Regions from separate parts of the Homo sapiens genome. Here region 2 is linked to region 1. Evidence: chromatin loops called from intact Hi-C (ENCODE). Cell type or tissue: spleen. All regions are shown on one strand. Each heading gives the region's core, and the rest is flanking DNA. Links, peaks and the distances in the headings are about the cores only. Region 1 overlaps ASXL1 (ASXL transcriptional regulator 1). Region 2 overlaps ASXL1 (ASXL transcriptional regulator 1).

The links. A loop is a pair of places that touch in the nucleus more often than their neighbours do. Peaks named below come from ENCODE experiments on the same cell type or tissue, not always from the same donor. Only the 100,000 strongest peaks of a DNase experiment are listed, where the experiment ranks them.
Region 2: a loop joins it to region 1, with 2.1 times the contacts of the local background. A loop is called at or near these places in 8 of 110 quality-filtered maps.

Annotation. Positions count from the first base shown.
Region 1 is chr20:32,434,374-32,450,800 of GRCh38, reverse strand. ASXL1 (ASXL transcriptional regulator 1) reads right to left here. Exons shown (of 13, transcript NM_015338.6): 13 at 11,482-16,369. The coding sequence ends at 13,463. It overlaps NOL4L (nucleolar protein 4 like), which reads left to right. Exons shown (of 11, transcript NM_001256798.2): 11 at 2,985-7,742. The coding sequence ends at 3,205. Among named protein-coding and RNA genes, the nearest start is that of ASXL1, 84 kb to the right of the region's middle. RefSeq lists enhancers at 2,304-2,805, 4,718-5,379. In spleen, for the core only: no CTCF peak of the experiment used is centred there; DNase peaks (open chromatin) are centred at 11,390 and 12,140; H3K27ac peaks cover 711 bases.
Region 2 is chr20:32,377,638-32,394,064 of GRCh38, reverse strand. All of the region lies in intron 4 of ASXL1 (ASXL transcriptional regulator 1), which reads right to left. Among named protein-coding and RNA genes, the nearest start is that of ASXL1, 28 kb to the right of the region's middle. In spleen, for the core only: no CTCF peak of the experiment used is centred there; no DNase peak of the experiment used is centred there.

The sequences.
Region 1 (16,427 bases), core at 7,878-15,877:
AAGAAAAGCCCTGCCCCCCCTACACATGGGGGTCTGGGGCTCAGCAGGTGAGGTGAGGGTGGTCTGGGGCCTGCTCCCTCCTAGCAGCAGGCGATGGTGACAAGCCTCTACCTGGTGTCCACCCAGCATGACCTATTTCAGGGCTGCGGCTGCCAAGTCCCCCTGACCCTCCTAAGGGCCTCTCATATTAGGGCTGAGCCTGCTTCATGCCTGCCCGTTCACACCTGCCCAAGAGGCACAAACAGCAGCCAGAGAATGATTCTTCCAGGGAGGCAGCTGGCTCTGCCCTTGTGCATCCTGGGGTCTCAGTCTCCCATCTGTGAATACCCTGGTTCCTTCATGGTGGGTGGGGAGGCCACTGACGCAGAAATCTGGTCATTTACCTCCTTGCCTGGGGCAGCCCCTGTCCTTGAGCACTAGTACCTCATTTGAAGAACATTGTTTAAATCCTCCAGCAGTTGAAGGAAGACAACAGGCAGCCACGTGGTTGCAGGGCCACCCAGCCCCACTGGCCTCCCCAGCCTCAGCCTTTCAAGTATTGTTCAATCAGTTTGGTACCTCAGCCGGGCAGCCGTATTAATGGCTCAGAGCTCCTCACTTTGCTCATTATGTTGTCATCTGGAGATGCAAATCAGCTTAGATAGAATCAGGCTCGGCCTGTCTTGCCTGGGGTGCTGGGTAACTCATGCTCACTCCTATCCCTCTACCCACCATACGGCAGTCCCTCGGCAACCTGAGCATCTGGCTGTAACCAGAGTCTACACGGGGGTGTCTCCAGATCAGATCAGCTGCAGGAAACAGGGACCTTCTCCTTTCCAAGCCTCAGCTACAGCCCAGGAGAGAAGGGAGGAAGCTCTGAGCACAGGCATGAACAGGATAGCACTTGGGGAGAGGAGAAAAGAAAGGAACCGGGACCACTGCTCATGTTGACTATGCCAGGAGGCTCTGGCCACTCCCAAGCATGACGCAGAGGGGACCAGAACCACCCTAGAGAGAACCAGACCCTCTTCCCCCGCATCCCTCTGGGTCCATCCCCTGCAATATCCAGAAGTTAGCAGAGGCACTCCTGTTCCAAGCTTCTCAGTCCCGCATTGTGACAACACCCTGGGAGTCAGTCACCTGTTTGGCTGCTGTTTCCAGACACAGCCCCAACCCCTTCCCCCTGTGTTTGATTTTAACAGACTCAACTGTTTCCTTAACTCTCAATTCCAAGGACGCTATTTAGAAAATAGTTCCTAGGACCTCCTCCTTGGTGTCCACATTCTCTGGCCGGAGAGGAAATAACCCCATGTGACAAACTGTCCCATCTTAGACTCCAGCTTCCTTCCCCATTTGGGGGCTGCACCAGCTTCCTTTTAGCAGCAGTCAGGTTTCCATAGTTTATCCCAAGATGTTACTTCCAGTCTGGATACCTCCCGTGACAAGAGCTTGTCCATCTCTCTTCATAGCAGCATAAAAACTGCCATGGAGATGCAATCATGAGAGAATGTGACCATCAGAACTTTCAGGGTAGCTGGGGGAGCCTCACACCCCCGTGGAAGATAAAGCTGTGGGGAAGGGACTCCAGGGGGAGGGCAGACAACAGAGAAGCTGACCTGGCTGCATCAGAGAAGGCTTCCCAGGGAAGCGGCAGCTCTGCCTGCACCTGCCCAGATTCTCTCTTCTTTGGCTGTTTCTTGCCGAACACCTTGTAGAATGCTTTTCAAATTCCAGGAGCTTCCAGGTCTCCTGGGAGCCCATTCAGAAAGCCCTGAAACCTCTTTGGAAGCCCTTCCCTATTGGGCCAGTCTAGGCAGTCAGGCCTCCTGTGGGCTGAGAAGGAGCCTCAGCCTGTGCTGAGTGTTTCACAGCCGGCATCTCAGCTTCTGCTCGCAGGAGCCGCCTAGTTTTGGCAGATGAGGGCTCTGAGGCCCAGAGAAGTTAAAGAATTTGCCAATGAAGTAGCAGAGCAGGACTTGAATCCACACTTGCCTGACTCCAAAGCCAGGAGCTTCTTGGGAAAGGCCAAGAGAGGACAGGGCCTGGCGGTCCCCTCCCCAACACGCACACCCCTAGTGTGTTTTGAAAGATGGCAGGCTCCCTCTTTGCCATCATCCGAGGACAAAGGGCGGGCAGTTTCTCCAGAAGCGAGTCTGAGTCTTGTCCTGATGGTTCCGGCCCACACTCCCTCGTATCCTAGCAGCATGAACCCTCCACCTCACTCAGGCACAGGACTCCTCCCAGGAGGGGGGATTCGAGGTGCTTGAGGCTTAGCAGAAAGAGGCTTCACACACCCAGCCCCTTCCTCCATCCACTGGCTGCCATGGTCCCTCCTGGGGGTGCAGTTATGGCCTGGCCAGTCTGGCCTGTACCTCTCCCCCCAGACAACCAGGGCAGCTGGCCTCTCTCCAGCTGGACAGAAGCCCCTTTCTTGTCTGGGCACACAGATGTTTCTTCTCCTGGCCTTTTGTGGCTCGACTCTCAGCTCCTCCTGGGCTTTCCCCACACGCATCTCTCAGGTGTGTTGGGCCCCTGCCTACCTGCAGAGTCTCCTGCACACCATCTCCCCTTCCAGCCTCGGTGTCTGGGCTGGGGAAGAGCACACAGATGGGTGCTGCTCCTTTAGGCACACTGGCAGAGGCTTTCTTTTAGCACTTGTCCCACAGTTCCTCAATGGAAGTAGTATTTCCCATTCCCAAGCTCTGCTCACCACACTGAGGAGAGGCAGATCTTAGGAGTTCCTTTGCCCCAAGGCCGCCTCTTCCTCACCTAAAACCGGATCCTTGCAAGATCACCCTGAGGATTCTCTGAGAACCCTGTCGCCCGCAGGCCCATTCTAAGCACTAGGGATAGAGCCATCAGGGAGATGGACCAGAGCCACGGACTTCAGTGCCCAACTCACAGTGGGCACTAGGCCATAGGTTATGACAGTGCCAAGGAAGGTACACCTCCCAGATGCCAGGCAGGGTGGCTGCTCCCTTCTCACCCTACTTCCCTCTCCACAGGGCCCACGGACCTCAGCATGAAAGGCGGGGCCTCTACCACCTCCACCACCCCCACGCCCACCCCCTCCAGCACCAGCACCAGCAGGCCCGTGCCCACCGCTCAGCTCAGCCCCACGGAGATCAGCGCCGTGCGGCAGCTCATCGCGGGCTACCGGGAGTCTGCTGCCTTCCTGCTGCGCTCTGCAGATGAACTGGAAAACCTCATCCTACAGCAGAACTGACCCCACCGGCACCTGGAGCGCACTGCCCTAGGGAAGGAGGCTGTCCCAGCCTGGACCTGGCTTCCTGCCTCACCAGTTGGTACATTTTGTTTTTGAAAGAGGTGGGATCCAAAAGAGCTGTTTCTAGCCACACTCCAAGCACCTGAGACTTTGGGCACAAGGACACTTTTTTTTTTTTTTTTTTTTTTTTTTGGAATCTCACCACACGGGTGCTCTGACCTGCTTGGAAGAGGCCAACGGGGCAGCTCTGGAAGGGTTGGGGGCTCCCCTGACAAGGCGCTGGGGCTGCAGCTCTGTTTAGAATCACCTTCGTGGACCCTGATGTTAGAATCCCACCCCCAGATAATTACCTTTCAAGTCTTAGGTGAGCAGAATTGCATATTTATTGAGAAAAGCAAAGTGGACCCTTTCTTCCTCTCCCCTTAGTAATTTATTTTTCTGAAAATGGATTCTTTTGTGTTTGTACAGATTGCTAGTCTGTGTCTGTCTGATCAGAAGGATGTATCCCCATACCTAACATTCCATATCACTACACTGATGTGGGCTGGGGCCAGTAGGGGCAGGACAGGTGCCAGGCTGGCTGTTCCTCTGCATGCCTGGTGCACCCTGTGGCCGCTAGCCCTTGGCCAGGCCATCCTGTTGCAGATCCCAGTGCTGCCACAGGGACACCACCAGGCACCTCCCTAGGCAACGCCAAGCAGGAGGACCTCACCCACACCCATGGCAAAGCAAAACAAAAGAGGCACCCCGACCCCATTCTACAGAAGCCCCAGTCCATGGTCACCTGTATTCTACCTCACACTCCAGCGTGGGCTTTTTCCAGGATGTGCCCTGAGCCTGTTCTGAACAGCTGTAACCCCAACTCCCCCACACAATGTGTCTGCCTGGGAGGTAAGTAAGTCCAGACTGGGTGTCCAGGAGCTGGAACCCAGAGAGCGTCCTGTCCCTAACCAGCCACTGCAGCCCTCCAGCTCTGGCCCTCAGCTGCTTGACAGGACGGACTGCTGGGAGATGGCAGCCGGTTGGCAGGGCCCTTGCCCTCACACCCCGCTGCCCAGGAGCCAGGTCTGAACTTCTGTGCACAGGCCTGGCCCCTCAGACTCACTCCTGCCAAGAGGGGCCACTTCTTCAGGGTGAGCCCCGGCTATCAGGCAGCCGTGAGCTCCAGGGCGGGCTGCAGCTCCCATCCCCTTGCGCCATGTTTGGAGTAAAGGGATCAGTGGAAGTGGAGGAGCCACTTGGGTTCTCCTAAGACCAGCCCTTCCGGAGGGGCCGGTCCTGGAAGAAACCCATAATCCCTGGAGTGTGAAAAAGGGCAAAAAGAAAAAGCTGGCCTGGTTTCCTTCCTCCCTGATTGATTGATTGATAGGCACTTCCTCTTGCTCAGTGCAATACCTACCAGTGCTGCTAAACCAGGGACTCGCCCAGACCTCAGCAGGCCCCCAGGGCCTCTCCGTGCAACACTCCGTAGCCATGACAGCAGCTCTCTGCTGCCCGCCCCTGCCCAGAGCTGGCAGAAGCCCTCTGTTGCCTTTCCTCCCTCAGAGCAGAGAGGCCCCAGGGGAGCCAGGGCCGAGTGGATCCTAGGATGGCCACGGAGAGCCACTCGCTCCCAGAACAGGCACCCCTTCCCAAACCAGCTTTTCTGCAGCCAATTGCCTGTTGCAGCTGTGGCCACTGCCTCCCGGCACTGTGGCAGACTCCCCCCAAGGAGGGATGGGGGGGGCACCAGTGAGGATGCCCCATCCTGCCTCAGGTCCAGAACTCTGAAAGGTAGGGTGCCCACCCCGTGCTTACTTCCGGCCCCTAGAGGTTGGGGGTGGTCGTTATCTCTCAAGTGGCCTCCAATACCCCATCCAGCCACACCACCTCTGCCTTCCATCTGACCAATCCCCAGGCCTCTGGTCAGGGCCAGGACACCTGAGACTCACCCTTAGCACAGCACAACCTCCAGTGCCCAAGGCCTCTCCCACACCCCAGCCATCCACACATCTGGCCCCACCTGCTCAGTACTACTCAACATTTGAATTCGTGTAAATATTTATTTTTGTGTGTGAACAATACTACAAAGTAATCAGTAAGATCTTTTGCAAAAATGTTACCCCAGGCAATTATTTGTGAAAATCTTAATGTTAAAACCTGGCAGAGACAATCGCCACCCTAGAATTCCTGGTATCAGTTACTTAACGTGTCACTTCTCCTCCCAGAGGCAGTACCCAAGCTAGACATGAACCGTTTGCATTTCTTGGCAGACAGGAGTGAGAAAGACTGGGGAAGGGGCTCCCTCCCCCTACCCACACAAGGATTAGATCTAAAGATCAGCATAAGCTACAGTTTGAAGTCATGTTTTTCTGAGTTCAAGCTGTTGGAACTGACCACCCTCCAGCCTGCCTTAGTACTGCGGCAAGAGCGTAGGTTCAATGTGTTTTCAAGAGAAAGGAAAGAATATGTTGTTAAAGTCCATTGGGCCTCCCAGGCCCCTCCAGGACAATGGATTTCATCATGTCGACCCCACCTCTTGGGTGGGCTCCTCCTTTCCAGTGAAACTACACCTGAAGCCCTAGAGATGGCAGAATCAGGAGCAAGTTTCTGCATGGAAACAGGATTCCATTTAGCTGGCTCAGTCAGGGAACTTGTTTTGCTTTTGTTTTAAAAGATGCAGCTTCAACCCCTTCCCCCTACTCCCGACTTGGAGGGCACCAAAGAGCTGGTTCTGATGAACTAAGCTCACTGCTGTCTCACCCTCACCAGAGGGACTGCCTTCTCCCAAAAGGAGCTCCCAAAGCCCTTGTCCCACAGCCATTTAAAAATCTTCTGAAGGGCCTCAGGGCACAAAGTGATCATTTGGGATCCTAAGTTAAAAAGGAAATGCAAGAGTAGGATACTCCAATTCCAGAGTCTTTGCAGGAGGCTAATCCCACAAGAAGGGTAGCATCAGAGAAGTGGGCATTGGTCTTAGTGGTGGATCATCAGGTAGACAAGTGATAGTGTGTGTAACCCATCTGAAATTCATTTTACCGTCACCACTCTTACAAAGGACAGTTTATTCCCAAGGACAGTGCTGACGGGGAGGGGGACAGGCAGGGAGTTAGGAGGGTTTTCGAGGATTTCAAACAGGTGGAACCCATCCATCCCTATTCCCAAGGGCCACTTACAACTCTAAGGGTGGTTACAGGATTAACTACCAGTTCATTTTCAAAATGCTGCTTTGAACTCAGAGGGTTGATACTTTTAATTTGTAATTTTTTGTAAAACTTTTTACAAAATAGTAAAGTATTTCACCAGAATACCAGTTTCAATCCGTCCATGGTCTGATTTTTATATAATTTAGTGGTGCTTTAGAAACTTTGTTTTTGTTGTTTCTGAGCTAAACAGCTCAATCCTTTTTCGCCTGTATCTACCTAAGACCAATGTGAACCTTTGTATTTTTGCTCCTAATTTTGGACTCAGTGAAAGTGTACTGTTTACATGTACAGATGCCCCCAGTCCCTGTGTGTTCTGCAAGACTTGCTCTTGAGGAGGAAGATGCACCTCACTAAGCTCATCTGCTTAGCAAAGCCACAAACAAAAACCTCTCACTTTTTACCTACGTTTCCACCTAAAAATACAACAAAAAACCTATACCACGTAGAACTCAGATTGGCTGAAAAACACTTTCCACCTGGTAGATGGCCCATATGCCTCAATTATGTGGTCCATTTAGGAGCAGGAGTCAGAAGAGAGACCTCTTATTGGCTGCTGGTGGGTAACTGCATGGACAGAGGAAAAGGGAAGGCAGGACTTTGCTGCAGAGCTGTGGGATGAATGTAGTTCTTCCCTGGGCAGCCTGGGAGTGGGAAGGTCAGAATGACTCATGTTGCCTTCAGGATCAAGCCATCCAGGATTTAGGGACAACCCAAGAGGTCTTTAGTCCTCTGGCATAATTTAGACATGTTTTGGAAGAGCATGAGTTCCATATCTGAGATGAGATTTAAGACTTTCAGTGCAGATAGTACAAGCCATTTCTTCAGGGTTCCTCTGGGGGCAGCTCCTTCATGAGGTCCCACCTCCGGGGAGGGGCACAGGGCTCCAGATAGTAAGCACTTAAGGCAAACAGTGGATGGCACCAACTTTTAAAGGTGACTCTATTAATGGCTTCACCTCTAAATTATATTTTTACAGATATGCACCTATGCAACTTAACGTGGCTCTTCTAAGCAGGTGAGGACTTCCTCCTCAATGCTCTCTATAAAAATTATTTGTGTTCTATATAGTGAGTTTTACCAGTAAATGTGGCTTAATATTTTAATTCTTAGAATGTGTCTTCTCTACGTGATGTGACTAAATTCTGTTTTGTTTGTGGAATGACTAGCACAGGCCGACTCCCTCTCTCCCTCACTTAACAAAAGACCAATGAGCTGTTAATCGAGCTGTTATCTCCATGGTATTACTTGCTAAATGCACTGATTTCATAAGTATGTGGAATCCTTTTCCTTTTGAATCTGTATATCATATATAAGACTGAATCTACTTAATAAACACTGAACAACAAACCGAATGCTCTGCTTCCACTGTGTCCTATCAACAGCAGCACCGCCTGCCACTTCTCATCCTTCCTCATCTAGTTGGGCACCGAAACATCTTTCTACTAGTAGATTCCACCTTTTCCTAGCCAATAGTATGGCACACAGAAGGTCCTCAGTACATTTTCTAGAACAAATAAACCTGTAATTCCAGCACCTCATCTGTTAGAAAGGGAAGGAAATGAACCTTTCCCAGGTGCCCTTCAGTTGCTGAGCACAGGCAGAACTCTCATGCACTGTTTTAAATCTCAGTTCCCTTACCCGCCACGTGCAGACACAGAGGCACACGGGGTACACGCCTTGCTGAAATTCAGTGACCAGCAAAAAACTTGTAGCTTTTCCACAACCTCTCACCCTAGCACATGGCCAACTGACTGAAACCAAATTCCCATAACAATCCCTAAGTGCTAGTTTGGAAAACTGAGCAAACATGATCCCTGGTTCTGAACCTTCAGTGCTGCACATTCCATTCTATGCAAAACCCTGGATCCCACCTTGAAGGAAACAAAAGGGCTGCTTTTCCCAAAGATACTTATTTGTGCTAATTTTTTTTCATCCTATATATATGGTTTAGGTTAAGCTTTAAGGAAAAATGGTAGGAATATGGCTGGGAACCAACATGATCATGGATTTAAAAACAACTTTAGGCATGTTAAAAGCATACATTTGCTAAAATTCCGTGTGTGTGTATATATACACACACATATATACATACATATATACACATATATATACATACATACACACATACACACATATATACACATACATATACACATATATACACATACATATACACATATATACACACATACATATATACATATATATGTATACACATTTATGGCAGTTATTAAAACCTTGATTTTTAAATAACATAAGAATCCTTTTTCTCATAGAAAGTCTGTGCAGTAGCCAAATACATAAAATGGAGAAGGGCATGACTTTGGGGCTGAGACTCACTGAGAGCCAGAAGACGATGGCCCTTGACACCTCCCTTGCCGCTTTCCTTTTGCTGAGGGGCAGCAAATCCTCAGTTAATACCACGGAAATTCCTTCTCCTGCCTCAAATGATCACCACTGAGACTCCTCAAACTATTAAGACTATTAGAAACCCACAACCTGTGACAACAGCTCCAGAACATGGACCCCGCTGGCCTGCTGGCCAGCCCTGCAAACACTTACCTCCTTCCACAGGAAATACTGCAGTCCACCAGAGCACTGAGATTCCCAGGAGAAATTGCCTGAGGGCAGAAAAGTGCTCCCTTATTCTAGTCTGGCTCCTTTGGGGGCTCCGCACCACTGTTGTTAACAGTGGATAAAAGACTTCATCAAATGGGAATGTCCCCTCAGAAGAGTGAACTAAAATGTATTCAATGACAAAACAGGCAAACCTCCCTTTATGAAAAATAGGAAAACATGCATATGCTATTTTTCCAACTTAAAATGCACTAGGGAAGCTTAGTAGTTACATTTCTTTGCAAGAAGAATCTCTGCAAAATCCTATCTTCCCTTAATTGATCTTTTGTATAAACACAGATTTTATTAGGTTTATTCTCAGCCAGTGGTTCTTAAACAAAGGGCCCCAGCTGCCTAAGGAGCTGGTAAATCCTGACACAGTATGCAAAACTTTGTGAGGCCAGGTGTGCTGGCGGGAAGATCGGGAAGATCGCTTGAGGCCTGGAGTTCAAGACTAGTCTGGGCAACAGTCTCTACAAAAAATTTTAATATTAGCTGGGCATGGTGGCACGTGCCTGTAGCCTGAGCTACTTGGGAGGATGAGGTGGAAGGACCACTGGAGCTCAGGAGTTCGAGGCTACAGTGAGCTATGATCACGCCACTGCACTCCAGCCTGAAGAGAGTGAGAGTCTGCAAAAAAACCCCAAAAAACTTTGTATGTGCATTCCATGGGGGGAGAGTTCCCAAAAAAAGGTTAAGACCCACCCATATCAGGTAACACAGCACTGACAACTGTTGTTCTCACAGGGCGTTCGTCTATGGCTTACGGTAGAGATGTTCATTCTAGGCTTTCAAATTGACCAGAGACAAGAGGAAGCATAGGGGTGTTGTCCAATTTTGGAGCAATCTCCAAAGTTCCACATCCTGCCACTTCTATGGCTTCAAACAACACCCACACGAGGGCAACACAGCCTGGGTCCCCTCCTCTCAGGGAGACAGGGCAGGCAGATGCTTTGGCCATCAAGACCCCTGATGGATGCAGGCAGCTCTATTTAGCATGCACACATACCCACACACACTCTAACACAGTCTTACAGCAGGCTGGATAGCAAATAAATGACACCTTGCCAGGCCAGTACCATTCTTCCTATATTCTGAAACATTATTTCCCTTGTCCTTTGGACCATGAGCAAAATAAGCCTTCCTGACCAAATATTCAGTCTAAACTCAGGACTACACTCAACCTTTGGTCAGGTCTGTGGCCTGAGACCAAAAGCCAGGGTCCAAAGTGACTTCACAGCCTGCATCACCCCTCAGCGCAGTGGGCACAAGGCCTACATCCTGACAGCTCCTTTCTGGAGCAAGAGTGAAGTAGCTGGCAGTAGCTGTATAGATTTCTACTATAAGTTCACCTAACAATTATTGCCTTGGCCTGCTGTGAACTAATAGTCATTATGTCCTAGGTGGCAGGCACTAACAACCTCATGAAGTAAGAACTATTACACCCATTCATATATGAGAGTTGGCAGCCTGGTTAAATAACATGGCCCAAGAACACAGAGCTGGCACGTCGCAGAGGCTATACTCTAGGAACTCACTACACCATTCTGCCTCCCTGAGGAGAGGCAACAGGCATTGGAAGGTCCCGATCTGGGACCGTAATGCATTCTGAGCTCCTGCAGACATAAGTGGGCAAATGGATTCTGTGACACAAGGACATATCACCAACAGCAGGCAGTTGCTCAGTCACTACAGGGCCTCCGAACCATCAATTCTCAAAACTGCATGTCGATCAAACGGCAGCAATACAAAATGGCAGCTTGAACTCCCCAAAGGATATCCCACCACAAAGTTTTTCCTCCAATTCACAGGAAAAAATTAATGAATATATGTTTAAACTCCCATCATTTTGCTGTTTTGGCTTATTTATATACTAATAAAATTATTTCTGATAAGCACAAAGTCAATGTATTTACGTACTCTAGAGACGTCTGAGGACTTCTCAAGAAGTCAATCCCTGAAGCACGTCGTCTACTCAGGCTCACGCAACTAGCATCAGACACCCCACCCTGGGCCAGCACCTTCCTCTCACTGCCACCAGAGGCTACAGAAAGAGGTGCTTGTGGTTAAGGTTTTCCAAGGTTAGAGCTAGTCACCCTCCCACAGAAGACCACTAACCATTAGGAAGCCACTTGGCAACCTCAACCTCAGTGAAGCTGTTTGGATGAGTTGCTGCAGAGGGATGTCACAGTTTGTGACTCGCACTCCCAAGGGGAAACATTCTCATTGCTCTCAGTAGAACGCTGACTGCAGTCTATGTGGTGAAGTCCGCCAAGTCATGAATGGCTAAAGACCAGTGAAGCTGCCAAGTCATTCCTTTTGGACTAACCTCCCAAAAGAAGAGCTCCAAGTATAAGAAGAGTAGCTCCAGAGCCAAGGTGAGGAGAGCTGGCGTCTACTCCTTCCCTTCCAGCTCAGCACTCCAGCTGACCTTCCCACACCAGCGAGGCAGCCACAGATGACTGAGACCACAACTGCAGGTTGTACGGGTTTATTGTTCCAATACCACAAGAGACATACAGAAGCAGTGCTTTCTCTGGGCAGCCTCATGGACCAGATCAGTGTCAAACTGTACCCTTGAGTGTCCCCAAAGGTTCCAGCAGAGGGAAGAAGAGGACTGGACATGTTTGGGCCCCTGTTCCCGGTCTTTGGTAAACAGACGCTTAAGTTGACAACTTGGACTTGGCCAATACTGCATTCTAAATCACCACATCATTCCCAACTTGTCACTCATGCTTCAGATGACGAAAATGCCACATCAGATTAAATGAGAAAAAAACCTTTCAGATAAAATGAGACTTGAAGTCATACAAATTTTATACTTGATCTAAATTAAGCAAGAACCCTCAACTCTGTAATAAGTCGAAATACAAGATATAAGGCAGGAAACAAGGCAAGGGAAAACACACACAGGGGCATCTACTTGCTGGAAACATGTTGGGAGAGAGGCAGGAGCAGGCATGGCTTTGTTTCTTCCCAAACCTGCCTGATGTCAAAAGTACGTCAAAAGGAGCCTCACAGTCCCAGGAGAGCATGGTCCCAGGTATTGCTGTGACAGGTGGTGACCCTGGAGCCAGATCTGGAAGGCCTTCCTGGGGGCTGCCCAGGGAACTCACCCATGAATCCAGAAGCACTTAACACTGGTGGTGGTGATTTGTCACATATGGCAGCAAGCAGCCATTAAGGCTGTAGGAGGAGAGATGTGAAAAGCAAGATGCGTTTGCTCGGTGGCATGTGGGCAGGCTGACTGTGGCTCTGCAGGCTGCAGCAGGTCCAGCCGGTGACCCAACAGGGCATCGGGCAACCTGGCAGGTCACAAGTCAATCATTTCACCCTCACGTCGAGCAGCACAGCACTCAGTGGCTCTGACAACAGATGTAGAGAAGGAGATTACACCACTTTAATGCAATGATGCTGAAGATGTAAAATTAGGAAGAGACGTTCATGTTCTCTGTACAATACATCCATTTACAGAATCAGCCAGTACTGTGTACAACATATAAATACATGATAAAACATTAGAGGTGCATAGAGCATACTTACAGAAGCCAAAAAGTTCACTTTATACATCCAAGAATAAAGAGTTAAAAATATAAAAATAAGAAACACACACTGCTTTGAAATGTAAAATGACTTTCACATACACAGGTGCGTGGAGATGCCCACTCCCATAGGGTCCAAAGTGACAGGGAGGATGTCAAGCAGAGGAATTCACCTGCAAACATCTGGACGGCTGACTCACAAGGTCTACAGATGGCATTTTCATAGGAAAGACAACCCTATTCCCCAACCCCATTGTCCAAGCAGAGCTATTCAAGGTTCCAAATGATCCTGTGGGTTAGTGGATCACACTGAGACAGAAAAGTTCCAAATTTGCTTCAGCAACAGAACCAAGGTCAAACTTGCTCCGTCAACTGGCAAATGACTCAACTGTGACCCTGAGGTCAGCAGGTGCACCAGCCCCCTGGTGGGCAATGCCAGGAGTTACTTTAACCCTGTGCTGGCTTCTTTCCTGGCCATCAACTCCCCAAAGTAGCAGAAGAAAAGATGGCAGGGAGGGGGTAGTGGAAGACTGGCATTTCTACTTAGTTCAGGTAGGTTAACTCCCTTGGTGGAGAATGCAACCTTCTTGCTTCAGTTTCAAGTCCCTCTGGGAGTCAGGCAGTCCCCCCACCCCCCGCAACCCCACTCCGTGCCACATCAGGCTCTGTCTTGCAGGAGAGCTCAGGCTGGCTGGCCTTGGGCAGCCCAATGGGTTATACCCAGGAAACCCCTCCAGCAAGACCAGAAGGGTCGCCAAGTGACAGAGGGCTTTAGCAGTGTAAATTTTGGGGGAAGGCAAGAGTGCTCCTGCCTAAAGAGTATTATATCAATGATATTCTGTATACAGATTTAAGATCAATCATTATCAAAATACACACACTAAATATACAATGTTTCCCATGGCCATAATTTATTATCTCACCACAAGGCACAATACACAGAGCTTTGAGGGTCCAATACAGTCATCGTGACAGAACGCACCGCAGCCTTGGCACATGATCATGGCTTTCAGGCTGCACGCACACTGGAGCGAGATGCTTTCCACCGTGCTGCTGTCAGTGAACATTTGCAAGGAAAGTGATGCACTGTGGCTCGCACCAAAGTTTGCTTTGTGGCTCAGCTGCACCACACTTCCAGCAAGGCCTTTGGGAAAGGTGGGAGAGCTAGAGGAATAATTAAAGCTGGTGGAACTCAGTTGGAGTTTAGAAAGCTTCCCATAAAATGCCTGCTTGATGCTGAGTTGGGAGGGGAGAGAAGAAGGCTCCAGAGGCTCACTGAGCCCCTTCCCTGGCTCTCGGGGTAATTTCCAGAAGGGCAAGTCCATGACAAAGGGCATCCCTTCCAAGTGACCCACCAGTTCCAGGGGACTATGCCCAGTAGCTTTCCTGTTCTCGGCATTTGCCTTAAGAGGACCCCCCACAAAAGTCTTCTCATTCTTGACGCTGCCAACAAAGGCATGTGGCTTTGGAGCCCAGTCTTCCCTTGGAGTCTGTACCCCACCAGACATGGAGTTTGTGCTTGGTCCCAACTTCCCACTGGGAAAAACTGGAGGGATCTCAGCAGGAAGAGGCATCGGGTCCGCAGGCCTGGGGCGCTGAAGGGTTGCAGCCACATTCCCAGAGCCAAAAAGCTTCTTCCCTTGGCCTGTAACATTGCTCTGATCACCCAGGGCCCGACCTGTCTGCTCTGGACCAAAGGAGATCACATTTGGAGATGAGAAACGAGGTGTTCTCGAGGTAGTAAGATCTCCTGGGCTCTTTCCTGGAGCAGCATTTGAATTACTGTCCTGTGACATAGCACGGACTTCCTTCTGATCTTCACAACTAAAGGAAGAGAACTGCTCTTTGGAATCCATTTCTTCCAGTTTCCTAGAGGATGTAATGGGATTTGTCACTGGATGGAGGGAGTCAAAACTTGGGACTGCCTTGCAATTCTTTTGGGGTGCTCCAGGAGCCTGGGTGGCCTCAATCCTGGCAAGACCAGTGCCTGTTTCACAGCTATCTGGCAGAAGAGGCTCCTTCAAAGCCCTTAAAGAACTGGGGCTGCTTCCATCAACCATGCCACTGTTTTTTCCAAGACCATGTAAAGATCCCATGCGTAGCGAGCCATGGCTCTGGTCTTTTGTAAGTGGTACTTGTGGGGATTCTGACATGCTGTCATCGTGGGCTGGTGGAAGAACCTTCTCTAGGGGCAAGCTACCCTGCAGCAACTGCATCACAAGTGGGTTAGTGGCCTCCACTGAGGACCCAGGCATGGACAGGCACACGGCTCTTGGCTGGTACTCAGTACTGGCCAGCAGTAGGGAATCTGGGATCTTTTGGCGGACCGCACATACTCGAGACACCCAGCTCTGAGGAGCAACCATCCCATCTGTCCTTGTAACCAGACGCATGTCACCATTCACCTTGGACAGTGGGGCAGATTGGTTCCAATTGGGTTTCTCATCCTTGTCCACCGAAGATCCCTTTGTCACTGCAGCTTCTCTAGTGTCAGCCTCACTGCTGTCCTCCGTGAGGTGACCTTCAAAGTCAGAGGCTGTATCCGTGGACTCACCGTGAGGACTCAGTGCTTCAGAGTCTCCGTTGATTTTCAGCTTTTCAATGTCCACCTGTTGACAGTAACTGCCATTGCTGTCACTGCCTCCTCGAGATGGCACAGTCCAGAGTGAAGTAAGGCTGTCAAGAGGATCTAGACCCTCCTCAGCTGTCAAATCCCCAGGCAATGCAGGAGGGGTGGGAGCAGCTTTCTCCCACTCCTCTCCAACCTGGGGCTCAACAGATGGTATGTGTTCTCTGGATTCTGGTTTGGGCTGTTTCACTACCTCATCATTCGATGGGATGGGTATCCAATGCAAAGAACTGTTAGAAACGAGAGCCTTGGTTTTCAAGTTTTCTTGTCTAGTATCACTTTCCCTCATAGGAGGGCATGAGCCACCAAGCCCTAATTCGTCATCAAATGCTCTGTTCTGCAGGCAATCAGTCGGTGAGGATTCAGGTGTGGAACTGGGGGTCACATTTACAGGATCCTTCATAGTGGGATGACTGTCAAGAGCTTGGCCAGTTCCTTTCTCTAATGTATCATCTCCCACTAGAGACGGAATGGGACCATTGTCTGCAGGAACGGTGGGTCCTTGCTCCTCATCATCACTTTCCCAGGAAGTGGTGCCAGACTCACATTCAGTTCTAACATCCGGATGCAACTGAGGCTGCTCCACTAATCTCTCAGCTACTGAGGTTTGGGAGGACAGTAGGGGCAAGGCCTGGCATGGCTGGTCCCCAGTGGGAGCAACGGGGAGTTGGGAGGCATCTCCTAGCCCATCTGTGAGTCCAACTGTAGCCCTCTGTAGTAGGCAGCTTTCCTCCTTTCTCAGAGAAGGCAGGTCCTCTCTCCTAGCTCTGGACATGGCAGTTCCGGCCTGGGTATGCTCCCCATTTAGAGGATAAGGCGGCAGTAGTTGTGTTCGCTGTAGATCTGACGTACACTTTCCAGGGGTGCTCGGGCCTCCCCTGGGCTCAGGGTGGCCACAGGCCTCACCACCATCACCACTGCTGCTGCCTCTGCCACCTCCCTCATCGGTGGCCCCGCCGCCACCTCCACCCGGGCCACCCCCCCCTCCGATGGCAGTGGTGGCCGCCTCTCTATGGCAGTGGTGACCTCTCGCCCCTCGGACCTGCAGAGCACGGGCTTTAATGTCTGCGAGGGTCCTGGCGCCAGTCCAACCCCGGCAGGAGGACTCCGTGGTGGGGATGATCCGGGGGCATATCTGGTAAGTGGGCTGACCTTTAACCACCCAGGGTGGTTTGATACGTGAAAGTTGAATCTGCAAAAAAAGAATTAGAAAATAGTTTTAACTGACTGGGTGATCTGACCTAGGGACT
Region 2 (16,427 bases), core at 5,008-13,007, 54 kb after region 1:
CGCCACTGCACTCCAGCCCAGGTGACAGTGCGAGACTCTGTCTCAAACCAAAAAAAAAAAAAAAAAAATAGCCAGGTGTGGTGGCACGCACCTGTAATCCCAGCTACTTGGGAGGCTGAGACAGGAAAACTGCTTGAACCCAGGAGGCAAAGGTTACAGTGAGTTGAGATTGCACCACTGCACTCCAGCCTAGACGACAGAGTGACAGTCCATCTTAAAAAAACAAAAACGAAAAAAACACCACATCAGACAAATAGAAAAGATGGTTGTTTAAACTCTATAAAAATCAGTAAACATCCAGCCGCAGTGGCTCACACCTGTAATCCCAGCACTTTGGGAGGCTGAGGTGGGCGGATCACAAAGTCAGCAGTTTGAGACCAGCCTGGCCAATATGGTGAAACCCCATCTCTACTAAAAATACAAAAATTAGCCGGGTGTGGTGTCAGGTGCCTGCAGTCCCAGCTACTTGGGAGGCTGAGGCAAGAGAATGACTTGAACCCGGGAAACGGAGGTTGGAGTGAGCTGAGATCGTGCCACTGCACTGCAGCCTGGGCGACAGGGCGAGACTCCATCTCAAAAAAAAATCAGTAATCACATTAAACATAAATAGTCTACAAACTCCAATTAAAAGGCAAACACTATCAAACTGGATAAAAGCAAGATCCCAAACACATGATGCCTGGGAAAAAAAACCACTTTAAACATAAAGACACAGGTGATAAGTTTTTTTAAAATATAAAAATATATGCCAAACACTAATCAAATGAAAAGCACGAGTAGCTATATTATGAGACAAAGTAAGTTCTGTCATTTCAAAATGACAGAGACCAATTCATCAAGATGACGACAATCATAAATGCTTATGTACCTTATAAGTAAATTTCAAACCAAAAACAAACAGAATTGAGATTTTAACACCTCTCTCTATAATTGATAGAACAGAAAATCGGTAAGAATACAGAAGACTTAAACATTATCAATCAACAAGCAAAACAGAATTGAGATTTTAACACCCTCTGTCTATAACTGATAGAATAGGAAATCGGTAAGAATACAGAAGACTTGAACATTATCAATCAACAAGCCAATCAACATTAATAGAATGCTCTACCTAACAACAGTAGAATACACATTCTTTTCAAGTGCCCGTGGAACCTTTATCAAGACACCTTATTCTGATCCATAAAACAAGTCTCAATCAATTTAAAAGGATTCAAATCATATAAGGTATGTTCTCTTACCACAATGGAATTAAATCAAAAATCAGTAACAGTAAGATCTCTGGATTTTTATTCCCAAAATATAATATCACACTTCTAAATAATCAGTAAGTTAAAGAATAAATCAAAAGAAAAATTAGATATTTTAAGCTGAATGAAAATTAAAACATAGCATATCAAAATGTGTGTGTGCATTAAATGTCTATCTTAGAAAAGAGGAAAGATTTCAGGGCTGGGAGCAGTGGCTACCCGCCTCAGCCTCCCAGCACAGGCGTGATCTGCCCGCCTCGGCCTTCCAACACTTTGGGAGGCCGAGGCGGGCAGATCACGAGGTCAAGAGTTCAAGATCAGCCTGGCCAACATAGTGAAACCCCATCTCTACTAAAAATACAGAATTAGCTGGGCATGGTGGCAGGCACCTGTAATCTCAGCTACTCGGGAGACTGAGGCAGGAGAATTGCTTGAACCCAGGAGGCAGAGGCTGCGGTGAGCCAAGATTGCGCCACTGCACTCCAGAGTGGGCAACAAGAGCAAATCTCCATCTCGGAAAAAAAAAAAAAAAATCAGCTAGGCTTGGTGGCACACGCCTGTAATCCCAGCTTCTCGGGAGACTGCAGTGAGATGACTGCTTGAGCCCAGAAGTTAGAGGCTTCAGTGAGCCATGATCATGCCACTAGCACCCCAGCCTGGGTGGCACAGCAAGACCTTGGCTCTAAAAATAAATAAATAACAAATAGCTAGATGGTGGACTTAACCCAACCATATCAATAATTAAATACACATGGTCCAAGCATCCCAAGTAAAAGACACATTAGGAAAAACTAGACACACATTAGGTCCAAGCATCCCAAGTAAAAGAATTAGGGAAAAAAAAAAAATCAAGGTCCAACTACAAATATAATGAAACAGACAGTATAACACAAAAGGATGGAAAAAATATACCATGCAAAAACTAAGCACTGAAAAGAACTGGAGTGACTATATCAATATCAAAGTAAATTTCAGAAAAAAGTATTGCCAGGAAGAGCAGAAATTTTACTAAAACACAAAAACCTTGGCTGGGCTTGGTGGCTCACACCTGCAATCCCAGCACTTTGGGAGGCCAAGGCAGGAGGACTGCTTGAGCTCAGAAGTTCAAGACCAGCCTGGGAAACATAGCCAGACCTTATCTCTACTAAAAATCAAAACTTAGCCAGGCATGGTGACACACACCTGTACTCTCAGCTACCTGGGAGGCTGAGGTGAGAGGATCGCTTGAGCCTGGAAGATCGAGGCTGCAGTGAGCTATAATATAATCTTGCCATTGCACTCCAGCCTGGGCAAGAGAGTAAAGCTCTGCCTCAAATACAACGAAAACAAAAACTTGAATTTAAGATGGTGAAGCCACTTTGGAAAACAGCTTAGCTATTTCTTTAAAAGTTAAACAGAAATTACCACCCAACCCAGCAATTACTCCAAGGTTTATCTACCCAAGAATAATGAAACTGTATGTCCACATAGAAACTTACACACAAATATTTATTCACAGCAGCATTACTCACAGCAGCCAAAAGGAGGAAGTAGTCCAAATGTCTATCAACTGAAGAATGAATACGCAAAATGTGGTACATCTATACAATGAGATACTATCCTGCAATATACAGAAATAAACTGCTAGCCAACTGTAATGGTTCACACCTGTAATCCCAGCACTTTGAGAGGCATAGGTGGGAGGATTCCTTGAGGCCAGGAGTTTGAAATCAGCCTGGGCAACAGAGTGAGATCCTGTCTCTACCAAGAAAAAAAAAAAATTAGCTGAACATGGTGGTGTGCGCCTGCAGTCCCAGCTACTCAGGAGGCTGAAGTGGGAGGATTGCTTGAGTTTAAGCCTGCAGTGAACTATGATCGTGCCGCTGCACTTCAGCCTGGGTGACAGAGCAAGACCTTGTCTCCAAAAAGAAAAAAAAGAAAAAAGAAATAAATTGCTAATACACATCACAAGACAAATAAATCTCAAATACTTCACACTAAGTAAAAGACGCCAGACTCAAAGTGTTATATAATGTAGGATTCAATTTATATGGCATTCTGGAAAAGACAGTACTGCAAGGACAGAGAACAAATCAGTGGTCACCAGGAGCTGGGGGTGAAAAAAGAAGCTGACTACAAAAGGATACAGGGAAAGTTTCTGGGATGATGAAACTGTTCTGGATCTTAATTATGGTGGTGGCAGGGCACACTGGCTCATTCCTGTAATCCTAGCACTTTGGGAGGCTGAGGCAGGAGGAGCACTTAAGGCCAGGAGTTTGAGGCTGCAGTGAGCTACGATCATGCCACTGCATTCCAGCCTGGGTGACAGTGAGACTGTCTCAAAAATATATTTTTTTAAATTAAAAAAGAATCATGGGTGGGGATTACATATCTGTATATAGATCTGTCAAAACTTACAAGACTATACACAAAAAAAGGTGAATTTCCTGTATTTTAAAATGGAAGTATGTTAGCACCAATAAAATATACAGCATACCCTGACTTATGATTTTTTGAGTTTACGATGGTATATGAAAGTGATATGCATTGAAGAGAAGCCATACTCTGACTACTCATACAACTATTGTTTTTCACTTTAGTATTCAATAAATTATATAAGATATTCAACACTTTATTACAAATAGGCTTTGTGTTTGATGATTTGCCCACTGTAAACTAATTTAAGTGTTCTAAGTGCATTTAAGGTAGGCTAAGTTAGGATTTACAGCAGGTTAGTCATATTAAATGCATTTTCAACTTAATATTTTCAACTTAAGGTGGGCTTACAGGGACACAAAAACATCATAAGTCAAGGACCATCTGTACTAGGATAATTGCATTCAAGCCATATATGGCATATATTTAAATAGCACTGTTAAAATACCAAATATAACTTTAAAACAAATTTGAACTAAAGAAATCAAACTCTCACAAAGCTGTATACTTGTACACTAAAAAGGGTGAATTTGGCTGGGCGTGGTGGCTCATACCTCTAATCCCAACACTTGGGGAGGCCAAGGTGGGTGGATCACCTGAGGTAAGGAGTTTGAGACCAGCCTGGCCAACATGGTGAAACCCTGTCTCTACAAAATTAGCCTGGCAGGCACCTGTAATCCCAACTACTTGTGAGGCTGAGGCAGGAGAATCGCTTGAACCCAGTAAGTAAAGGTTGCAGTGAGCCGAGATTGTGCCACTGCACTCCAGCCTGGACAACAGAGCGAGACTCTGTTTCAGAAAAAGAAAAAGGCGGGGCAGGGGGGCGGTGGTAAATTTTACTGTACGTAAATTATGCCATAAACTGAGAGGGAAAAAAAACAAAAACAAGATACTATTATACACTCACAATACTCAGTCCCATTCCCAGCAACATATACACCCCAGAGAAGTGAATGCACACATGCATCAGGAGACACATACACAAGCACTAAATGCAGCTGTTTGTTACAGCAAGAACCAGAAACAACCCAAATACATGCTAAGAACAGGTAAATCATATGGCACGTTGATAGCATAAGATGATACACAGCAGAAAATATGAAGTATTTCTATAAATGCACCAACATAGATCAAGCTCAGAAATGAGAGGCAAAAGCAGCAAATCAGAGAAAATACATCCACCAGTATGATTTCATTGACATAAAAATATATTTTAAAGCAGGAAAAATTATTATTTAGGACTTAAACTTCAGTAACACATGTGGGTTAAAAGCAAAAGAATCATTAATATGAAAAATCTGAATAGAGGTTTCTAAAGCAGTGAGGGAAAGGAAAATGCTCAGAGGCTCCAAAAGGGTGTATACTCTAGAGGGGTGGGGGAAAATAAATAAATAAAATAGAGTGTAAAAGATGTTTTGTTTGACGATGGTTGGATGTGGGGGCGTGCAATTTATTTTTAGCTATTATTCTTTAAAGGAACACAAACTCTGTATATACATATTTTAAAATAAATTATATATTTCATAACAAGGAAAGTAAAAACAATATATTCCCACAATAAAAACATACATGCCCAGGTCTTATAGGCATGATCTACCAAAAAGAATGAATAATCACTATCTTAAAGAGACTACTACTGAGAATCAAGAGAGGAAAAACAGCACAGCTTGTTTTGATAATAAAACTGGAAAAGGCCTGAAATTAGAATGTAACACTTGTAAATACAGATGCAAAAATTCTCAATAATTTATAACCTAAATCCAGCAATGTATATTTAAAAGGAAAATCATGTTGAAGTACCATTTATCCTAGGAATGCAAGGATGCTTGAGCACTGGAAAAAAAGAATCTATTAACATAACTCACTATATTACCAAATTAAAGGAAATAAAATACATCTCTTTACCCAAAGGAATAAAAAATTTGGCCAAGCATGGTGGCTGACGCCTGTAATCCCAACACTTTGGGAGGCTGAGGCGGGCAGATGACCTGAGGTCAGGAGTTCGAGACCAGCCTGGCCAACATGGTGAAACTCCATCTCTACTAAAAAATACAAAAATTAGCCAGGCATGGTGGTGCATGCCTGCAGCCCCAGCTACTCGGGAGGCTGAGGCAGGAGAATTGCTTAAGCCTGGAAGACAGAGGTTGCAGTGAGCCAAGATCAAGCCACCGCATTCCAGCTGGGGTGACAGAGCAAGACTCTGTCTCAAAATAAATAAATAAATAAATAAAATATATCTTCGGTGTTGAGGAAGGTGGCAAGAATGGAAGGAAGGAGACCAGTTAGGAAGCTACTAAAATAACCTAAGAGATGAAGGTGGCTTAAACCACTCTGGTGGCAGAGAGAGTGATAAAATGAGATATATTCTGAAGATAGAGCCAACAGGATTTATTCGTGATTACATGTGCCACAAGAGCAAAGGGACAGACTCCAAAATTGATGACTCCCAGGTTTCTGATTTAAGCAACTTAAAAAATGGAGTTCCCACTAATTTATACAGCCAACACAAGGGTGGAACAGGTTGGTTTTGCACATGTTAATTTTGAGATGCCATTAGATATCCGAATAGAGATACTGAGGAGGTAACTGAATATATGAGTCTGACGTTCAAAAGGAATATCCAGGATGGGGATATAACTTGGAAGTCATCAATGACAGAGAAACAAATGGAGAAGCAAAGAGAATAGTTAGCAAAGCAAAGGAAGATGAGATCTAAGCGTTGCAGAGGGAGATGCTGAAAAGAACCAAGCAGATTCATCCCCTGAACTGCAGACAGGCTAAGAGCTTAAACCAGACAAGGATGGAGTATGGAGTGGAAAACATGGGGATTATTTAAAGTGTGCATCAGGAGATAGACATCTCTACTTCAGAACCATGCATCGAAGTAAAAACCACTTCCCCACTTCTGTAAGAGACAAGTGAAGTCACAAAACCACAATGCACTGAATTCGCCAGTAGTATTTAAGAGCCTGACTCTCAAGCATCACACCTCAATCAAGGATCAGCAGGCATCTGAGTAAGGCTATGATGTGAAAGAAACAGGGCATGACAAATAGAAAAGCCTGGGCTGGATATTATATACATAATATTAAATTTTTTATGTATTTTATTTATATTTTGAGACAGGGTCTTGCTCTGTCTCAGTCTCGGCTCACTGAAACCTGTCTCCCAGTTCCAGTGATTCTCGTACCTCAGCCTCCTGAGTAACTGGGATTATGGGGGTGCACAACCATGCCCAGTTAATTTTTGTTTTTTTGTTTTTTTAGTAGAAGGGGTTTCACCATGTTGGCCAGGCTGGTTTTGAACTCCTGACCTCAAGTGTTCCTCCCACCTCAGCCTCACAAAGTGCATGAGCCACTGCACCTGGCTTAAATTTTTCATTTGCATTATGAAATGTTTCTAACATAAAGTTAAATACTGACAGTATCAGAACAAACAGCTAGTTACGCACCAGCTGGAAAAACTGTAAAATCATTTCCCAGACCTGAGACACATGAGTTGCTAGACCTAATAGCACAAAGGGCGAGAAAAGACCCACATCAAGGTACATAATCGTGGAAAAAAAGATCCTAAAAACTTTCGGGGAGAGGTAGCAAAAAAAAAAAAAAAAGAGAGAGAGAGGTCATACACAAAAGATCAGGAATCAATATGGCATTTGATTTCGATTTCAGAAGTAACAATGGGCCGGGCACGGTGGCTCTCATCTGTAATCCCAGCACTTTGGGAGGCCAAGGCTGGCAGATCACTTGAGGCCAGGAGCTTGAGACCAGCCTGGTCAACATGGCGAAACCCCATCTCTAATAATTATACAAAAAACAGCTGGGCATGGTGGCACACACCTGTAATCCCAGCTATTCCAGTGGCTAAGGCATGAGAATTACTTAAACTCGGGAGGTGGAGGTTGCAGTGAGCCGGGATCATGCCACTGCACTCCAGCCTGGGCAACAGAACAAGACTCTGTCTCAAAAAAAAAAGTAACCCCAAATATGACTGTTTTCTTTTGAGAAAAAAAAAAACTTACACTTTGGAGGTTTTCAAACATTCCATTCCATGAGAAAAAGATCTTGCTAATAAACATTCCATACTACACATCTCCTTGTTGACACTAAAAATTACTATTGTAAACCAATTCAACTGTTGGCACTGAGAACTGCTGCCACAGCACCTCTTCTATGTGTTTTTCCACTGCCTTTATTCAACAAACATTTATTGAATACCTACCATAAGAGCTCCTAGGGATATAAACAAGAACAAAATAATACAGATTCTCTGCCCCTAAGGCCCAGTCAGGAGAGACACATCAAACAATCACCCAAATAATTATAAACTTGTGATAACAAGTAAGGTTTGGACACAGGAAAATCCAATTTAGAGATAAATGAAGGATCCTCTTAAGAACTGAGGTAAGTTGTCAGCTCTTGAAACCTGTGGCCAGGAAAAAGTGGAGGAGAAAGAGTTCAAAATGGGAAATCCTGAAACTGGAAAAAGCTTAAGGAATTCAAATTACTGAAAGAAGGGCAGTGTGGCCAAACAAGGTTTGGATTTTTCTGCAACTGCCATGGGAAACCATGGATAAGTATCAAACATAGATCTGTTATAATCAAATTATGTTTTGAAAAAAATCCCTCTGGCCACTGGATTAAAAGGAGCAAAGCACTGGATCGTAAGGGGGCGAAGTGAAAGTAAGTAGACCAGGCAGAAGCTATTTCAGTATCCAGCATAACGGGATAATTTAGGATAGGGTGGTGGCAATGGAAATGAAGACTAAAAAAAAAAAGTTGAAGTTTTAGAAGTAGAATTGTCAGGACAGATAACTTTCCAAAGAAAACCAGCTCAAAGAGTCATCTGTATTTCAAAAAAGAAGACTAAAACAAAATAATTAGCTAATGCATTTAAGAAGTATCATACAAGCAAAGCCCATTTAGCACCACTGCATCAAAAAAGACAGCATCATTCAGAAGAAATTATACATATTTTTGCTCCCTACTCCTCTCATGATGTACAAATTAATTAAGCTATTCCTCCAGATCCTTGAGCATGCTTCTCAAACATTTGAGAACTGACTCATTTAGCTGAAGCTTCAAAGTTCCTAACCTGTCCTCTCTGTATTAAAAACAAATCTCTGAACCAAAAGTGTTACTTTGTACAATTTACTTAAACTCTCACAGGCAATTTCCTCATTATTATAGGACTTGGAAACATATTTATGCTTCAAAAGGACCAATATAAGGAGTATAACGTCTGTCTGGAATACAGTTAGCACTCAAACATCAGGTTCCATTTTTTCTTCCAGATTTAGCTAAGCTAGAAGCAACTTTCTTAGACTAAACAAATTCTTCAACTAACTCTCCCCAAAAGCCTGATCTGAAGGATTGAGATCAAATGCAGTTTTCATACTGGCTGACCCAAAGAAAAGTTTTTTTTTTTTCAAATGCAGTCCCAAGGAAGCCTAGAGTATGTACAATCTTCTCATTTTCCCAGAACCCTCATGCTTTAAAATCAAACTTAATAGAAACATTTATAACCTTCTTGTTCCAAAAAAAAATACATCTTTAGCACCTCTGAAGTAAGCATCCTGCCCACTCTGCTAGGCTACCACAAAATCGTCCCAGTGCTGGTGCTTTTCAAACTACTGCTACTTGACCTTTACCACTTCATTTTCACAGGGCTCTGAACTTCAGGAGGTAGAAGGACAAAAGGCAGTTCATCCCTTGGGCATAAAACCAGACTCTGACCAGGGCCCTGAAAACAATCAAGTTCTCTCTTCTCCCAGAGCTAGCTAGGAATACTGACAACGGAATACCCCTTCTTTTGAAGACAGATCGAGATGTCCTTTGGGAATTAGTCAAAGAAGGAACCTTTTACCAAATGAGGGGTCAAAGCCTCCTTTAAAACCAGATTGCTGGCCGGGCACGGTGGCTCACACCTGTAATCCTAGCACTTTGGGAGGCCGAAGCAAGTGGATCACTTGAGGTTAGGAGTTTAAGACCAGCCTGGGGGTGAAACCCCATCTCTATTAAAAATACAGAATTAGCCGGGCATGGTGGCACACACCTGCAATCCCACTTGGGAGGCCAAGGCAGGAGAATCGCTTGAACCCAGGAGGCGGAGGTTGCAGTGAGCAAAGATCACACCACTGCACTCCAGCCTGAGCAACACAGCAAGACTCTGTCTCAAAAAAAAAAAAAAAAAAAAAAAAAACAGACTGCTGCTACAATTGACCAAAGCAAATGGTACTGCTCTACTAACTAGGCTTTCTGAGCAGACCTCCTATAGTACACAGTGGAACAAGGTTTGCAACAAAACAGGCAGCCTCCAGTAAATACCAAATGCCTCACAAAATAGGAAAGAAAAATATCCACAGCTGACTTACTCTTCACACACAACAATCTAAAAAGGCTAGAACGTGAGTATCAGAAGGTCTGTACTGGTTTTTAGCCCAAGAGATTTTCAACAGAGCTCTGGGATGGAGGAAAGATGCCTTAGGAGATCAGGATGTCAGACAGTGATGGTGGAGCCCACGAGAGATGGAGAAACTGAGCCCTCATGCTTGTTTCAAAAGCAGTTTCAGAGTCATCCACTTATATTCTGCAGTTCCATTTCATGGGATACTAGCGTTTTACACCCACAGTTTTTAAACAACCAATTATACCTCTTCAGTGTTAGAGACAAGTGGAGATACCAAGTAATACATGAGGTGCTATGCTGTACCTCAGTCCTTGACTCCTATTCCAGTGCTCTTAGTACCACCATATATCACTCAATCTGGCACAGAAAAGAAAACCAACAACTGGCCGGGTGCAGTGGCTCACGCCTGTAATCCCAGCACTTGTGGGAGGCCGAGGCGGGAGGATCACAAGGTCAGGAGATGGAGACCATCCTGGCAAACACAGTGAAACCCCGTCTCTATTAAAAATACAAAAAAATTAGCCGGGCATGGTGGCGGGCGCCTATAGTCCCAGCTACTCAGGAGGCTGAGGCAGGAGAATGGCGTGAACCCGGGAGGCAGAGCTTGCAGTGAGCCGAGATCGCGCCACTGCACTCTAGCCTGGGCGACAGAGACAGACTCCGTCTCAAAAGAAAAAAAAAAAAGAAAACCAACAACTATAAATGCCAATATAATGGAGAGTACAAAAACTCCAGCCTAAGGAACAGGTTCACATTTAAGGATATGAAAGGCTACTTTCACCTAACAAGAACTTTCATTGAAGAGAATAAAACTGACATTTTGAGAAATATCAAGGAACTTACAAGATCCTTCAAAAGATGAAGTGGCCAAAGGTCAGAAAACCAAGAGAAAAAATTTTATTCTAAATTGGCATAATGAAAAGAAATCAAATCAAAGATTGGGTCCTGGGTTCTAACCTCAACTCAGCCATATGCAATTATCATATAGATGTATGGTATAAATCCTTTCATCTATCAGAAGTTTAGTTTTTATCTGTAAAATGACAGTAAATTAGATAACTTGAGAGCTCCTCCCTCACTAAAATTCTAGGATTCCAAGCATTAAAAATCACATATATTTGATGAGATTCACACAGACTACATAAGTTATTATCTAAAATGTTGCTACCATTCATTTTTAAATGAATGCAAAAATTCATTTTTTTTGAGACAGGGTCTTACTCTGTTGCCCAGGCTGGAGTGCAGTGGCACAATCACAGCTCACTGCAGTCGCAACTTCCCAGGCTCAAGCAATCCTTCCATCTCAGCCTCCTGAGTAGCTGGGAACACAGGCATGAGCCACCACGCCTGGCTAACAGGTTTTGTTTTTTTTTTTTTTTTTTTGTAGAGACGAGGTCTCCATATGTTGCCCAGGCTGGTACCAAACTCCTGGGCTCAAGTGACTTCCTGACGACTCAGCCTCCAAAATGCTGGGATTACAGGTATGAGGCACAGTGCCTGGCCTCTTTTTTCTAACAAGATGATCAAAGTTCAAAACTCTAACAGGAATAATATATCTAAAAACCACCTAGAATGTTTAAACTGTTCCTAAGGGTTCAGTTTTTTCCTTCAGCAATTACAACGAACCAGATTATGGCCACACCCTGAGAAAGGTTTATTTCTAACGTCAGCAGATTATTCCACAGATTTATGTAGAACTGCTCTAAAGAGGGCAAGAGGCCGGGTGCGCTGGCTCACACCTGTAATCCCAGGACTTCGGGAGGTCAAGGCGGGTGGATCACCTGAGGACGAGAATTCAAGACCAGCCTGACCAACATGGAAAAACACTGTCTCTAGTAAAAAATAAAAATAAAAAATAAAAAATAAAAATAGCCAGGCCTGGTGGCCTCATGCCTGTAATCCCAGCTACTCGGGAGGCTGGGGCAGGAGAATCACTTGAACCCGGGAAGTGGAGGTTGCCGTTAGCTGAGATCGCGCCATTGCACTCCAGCCTGGGCAACAAAACCAAAATTCTGTCTCAAAAAAAAAAAAAAAAGGCAAGAAAAAAAAGATTCTTCAAAGTTAACTTGCTGAGCAGAAGAAAAATAACCTAAAAAGAAAGCACATTCTATAACAAAAACTGATATAAAAGCAAGGTGAGATACAAGAATTAACAAGTTTAAGATTTTGATAAGAGGCGGCCAGGCGCGGTAGCTCATGCCTGTAATCCCAGCACTTTGGGAGGCCGAGGTGGGTGGATCACGAGGTCAAAAGATCGAGACCATCCTGGCCAACATGGTGAAACCCCGTCTCTACTAAAAATATAAAAAATTAGCCGGGCGTGGTAGCAGGCGCCTGTAGTCCCAGCTACTCAGGAGGCTGAGGCAGGAGAATGGTGTGAACCCGGGAGGCGGAGCTTGCAGTGAGCCGAGATCCCGCCACTGCACTCCAGCCTGGGCGACACAGCGAGACTCCGTCTCAAAAAAAAAAAAAAAAAAAGATTTTGGTAAGAGGCTGGACCAGTGGCTCACACCTATAATCTCAGCATTTTGGGAGGCTGAGGCAGGTGGATCACTTGAGCCCAGGAGTTTGACACCATTCTGGGCAACACAGTAAGACCTCTTCTCTACAAATAAAAAAATTGGCCAGGCATGGTGACACACACCTGTGGTCCCAGCTTCTCAGGAGGCTGAGGTGGGAGGATCATTTGAGTCCAAGAAGTCAAGGCTGCAGTGAGCCGTGATGGCACCACTGCACTCAGCCTAAATAACAGAGGGAAATCTTGTCTCAAAAAAAAGGACTTTGGTAATGTTCTCTTCTACTACTTCTACTACCGAAGCCAGCTTTTTTGGTTGCATGCAGCCAATATTTATTAGCACCTATTATGTGCAAGAAGTTACCGCAGAATTTTCCAGGTAAATGAGCTAGCAAATGCAAGGGCCCTAAAGTATACCCAAGATTGGGGTGTTTGAGAAATAGGTTGAAGGCCAGAATGGCTGAAACACAATGAATAATGACCAGTTAGAATGTGCTAGGAGAACCATTCGAGAAGTAGGCAAAGGCCAAGCAGAAAAGTGACATGATGTGACTTGCATTTTTCAAAAGGACCACTTTGCTTGCTACACACCTATGAAAAGTCAAAAATGCCTTTCAAATGATAAGCTCCATGATTTTGTTGTATCTAAATCTAAGCTTACTCCAGTCATTCTTTTCTTGGTATTTAATGGTAAGTAAATCATTTGGGTTTTTTTTGTTTCTTTGTTCGTTGAGACAGGGTCTCAATTAGTCGCCCAGGATAGAGTCTAGTGGCTTGATGTCAGCTGCAGCCTCAACCTCCTGGGCTCAAGCAATCCTCTCACGTCAGCTCCCCCAGTACCTCCAACTACAGATGCAGGCTACCACACCTGGCTAATTTTATTTCTTGTAGAGACAAAAGTTTCGCTATGTTGCCCAGGCTGGTCTCGAATTCCAGGGCTCAAGCAATTCTCCCACCTTGGGCTCCCAAAGTACTGGGATTACAGGCGTAAGACACCACACCTGGCAATAAGGCATTTGCAAATTGCTATTAAATGTGGAATTGTACACAAAAATTTTAATTGTAATTATTTAACATTGTAAAAATGAAGTAATTATCTCACTCTCTTCCTCCACTGCTTTTTCCTTTATTTGTAAACTATGGATTTAAATGGAAGATATTTTAAATGTAGTCATCTATTTCTTTTTTTTATGGGAGGGACGGAGTCTCCTTCTTGTCGCCCAGGCTACAGTGCAGTTGCGCAATAGGCTCATTGCAATCTCCGCCTCCCGGGTTCAAGGGATTCTCCTGCCTCAGCCTCCCAAGTGGCTGGGATTACAGGCGGCCGCCACCACGCCCAGCTAATTTTTGTATTTTTAGTAGAGATGGAGTTTCACTGTGTTGGCCAGGCTGGTCTTGAACTCCTGACCTCAGGTGATCTGCCCGCCTCAGCCTACCAAAGTGCTGGGATTACAGGGGTGAGCCACCATGCCCAGCCATCCATTTCTTTTATTAAGTTTTTTTATACTTTTAAAAAATATTCTAAACAGGAAAAGGGTTCAACTGAACTTAACTGAAAAAAGACCCTGATGCTGAACCATATATCATCACATGAAGTATAATAAAGTACAAATAGCCATAACTGACATCTTTTTTATTTTTTTCTTTTTTTGAGACGCAGTCTTGCTCTGTCACCCAGGCTGGAGTGCAATGGCACGATCTCAGCTCACTGCAACCTCTGCCTCCCGGGTTCAAGTGATTCTCCTGCCTCAGCCTCCCTAGTAGCTGGGATTACAGGTGCCCGCCTGTAATCCCAGCTAATTTTCATATTTTTAGTACAGACGGGGTTTCACCAGGTTGGCCAGGCTGGTCTCAAACTCCTGACCTCAGGTGATCCACACACCTCAGCCTCCCAAAGTGCTGGGATTACAGGCGTGACCCACCATGCCTGGCCGTGACATCTTATGTAACAACAAAAGTGAATAATGTTGGCTGGACACAGTGGCTCACACCTGTAATCCCAGCACTTTGGGAGGCCAAGGCAGGTGGATCACATGAAGTCAGGAGTTCAAAGTCAGCCTGACCAACATGGCAAAACTCCATCTCTACTAAAAAATAATAATAATAATAATAATAAATAAATAAATTAGTTGGGCGTGGTGGTCTGCACCTGTAATCCCAGCTACCTGGGAGGCTAAGGCAGAAGAACTGCTTGAACCTAGAAGGTGGAGGTTGCAATGAGCTGAGACTACACCACTGCTCTCCAGCCTGGGTGACAGAAGGAGACTCTGTCTCAAAAAAAAAAAAAAAAAAAAAAAAAAAAAAAAAAAAAAAAAGACTGAAGTTATACCTGACAGTGAGTGCTGGAATCACCATTTATGAACCCAATTTATTTATCTGTGTGTGTGTGTGTGTGAGAGACAGAGTCTCACTCTGTCTCTGGGTTCAAGTGATTCTCCTGCCTCAGCCTCCCGAGTAGCTGGGACTACAGGCGTTCACCACCACACCTGGCTAGGTTTTTTTTTTATTTTTAATAGAGACAGGGCTTCGCCGTGTTAGCCAGGCTGGTCTCGAACTCCTGACCTCAGGTGATCCGCCCGCCTCCGCCTCCCAAAGTGCTGGGATTACAGGCATGAGCCACCGAGCCTGGCCTATTTAACTATATTTAGTTGAGGGTGTTTTTTTTTTGAGACAGGGTAAGCATGAGCCACCATGCCTGGCCTGGACCCTATTTAAACTCAGCAAAGACACAACAACCATTTTATAAAAGCATAGTATTTCAGCATGAAAGTCCTAAGAATGTACAACACTACAAGGGAGTTCACAGTGATCTTATGACAACAGGAAATTCCAAGTGTAAAAAAACAATACAAATCCTACCTCTAACCGGGCAATAATCAACACTGACACATGACTTTAGGAAAAGCTTAAGAAAAAAGAATTCAAATCAAGAACTCAAAGTAGAGATAATTTTCACCTATCCCACCACTGAGGACTAGCTCCAAGCACTGATGCAAGCATCTGTAAATAAACTGTCAAATGTACAGGCTGAGCATCCCTAATCCAAAACTCCAAGGAGCTCCACAATCTGAAACCTTTGGAGTGCCAACCTGACGCCAAAAATGGAAATTTCTACACCTGACCTCACGTGATGGGTTGCCATCAAAACACAGTCAAAGGCTGGGCATGGTGGTTCACGCCTATAATCCTAGCACTTTGGGAGGTCAAGGTGGGCAGATGGCTTGAGCCCAAGAGGTCAAGAGCCAGGCTGGGCAACATGGCAAAGCCCCATCTCTATTAAAACACACACACACACACACACACACACACACACACACAAATTACTCAGCCACAGTGGCACGCACCTGTAGTCCCAACTACCTGGGAGGCTAAAGTGGGAGGATCATTTGAGCCCAGGAAGCTAAGGTTGCAGTGAGCTGTGATCATGCCACTGCACTCCAGCCTGGGCGACAGAGTGAGACTCTGTCTCCAAAACACACACACACACACACACACACACACACAGAGTCAAAACTTTATTTTGGGGCCAGGTGCGGTGGTTCACACCTGTAATCCCAGGACTTTGGGAGGCTGAGGCAGGCAGATCACTTCAGGTCAGGGGTTTGAGACCAGCCTGGCCAACATGGTGAAACCCCATCTCTACTAAAAATACAAAAATTTGCCGGGCATGGTGCCTCATGTCTGTAATCCCAGCTACGCAGGAGGCTGAGGTAAGAGAATCGCTTGGACCTGGGAGGCGGAGGTTGCAGTGAGCCAAGACCATGCCATTGCACTCCAGCCTGGGCGACAGAGTGAGACTCCGTCTCAAAAAAAAAAGAAAACAAACAACTTTGTTTCAT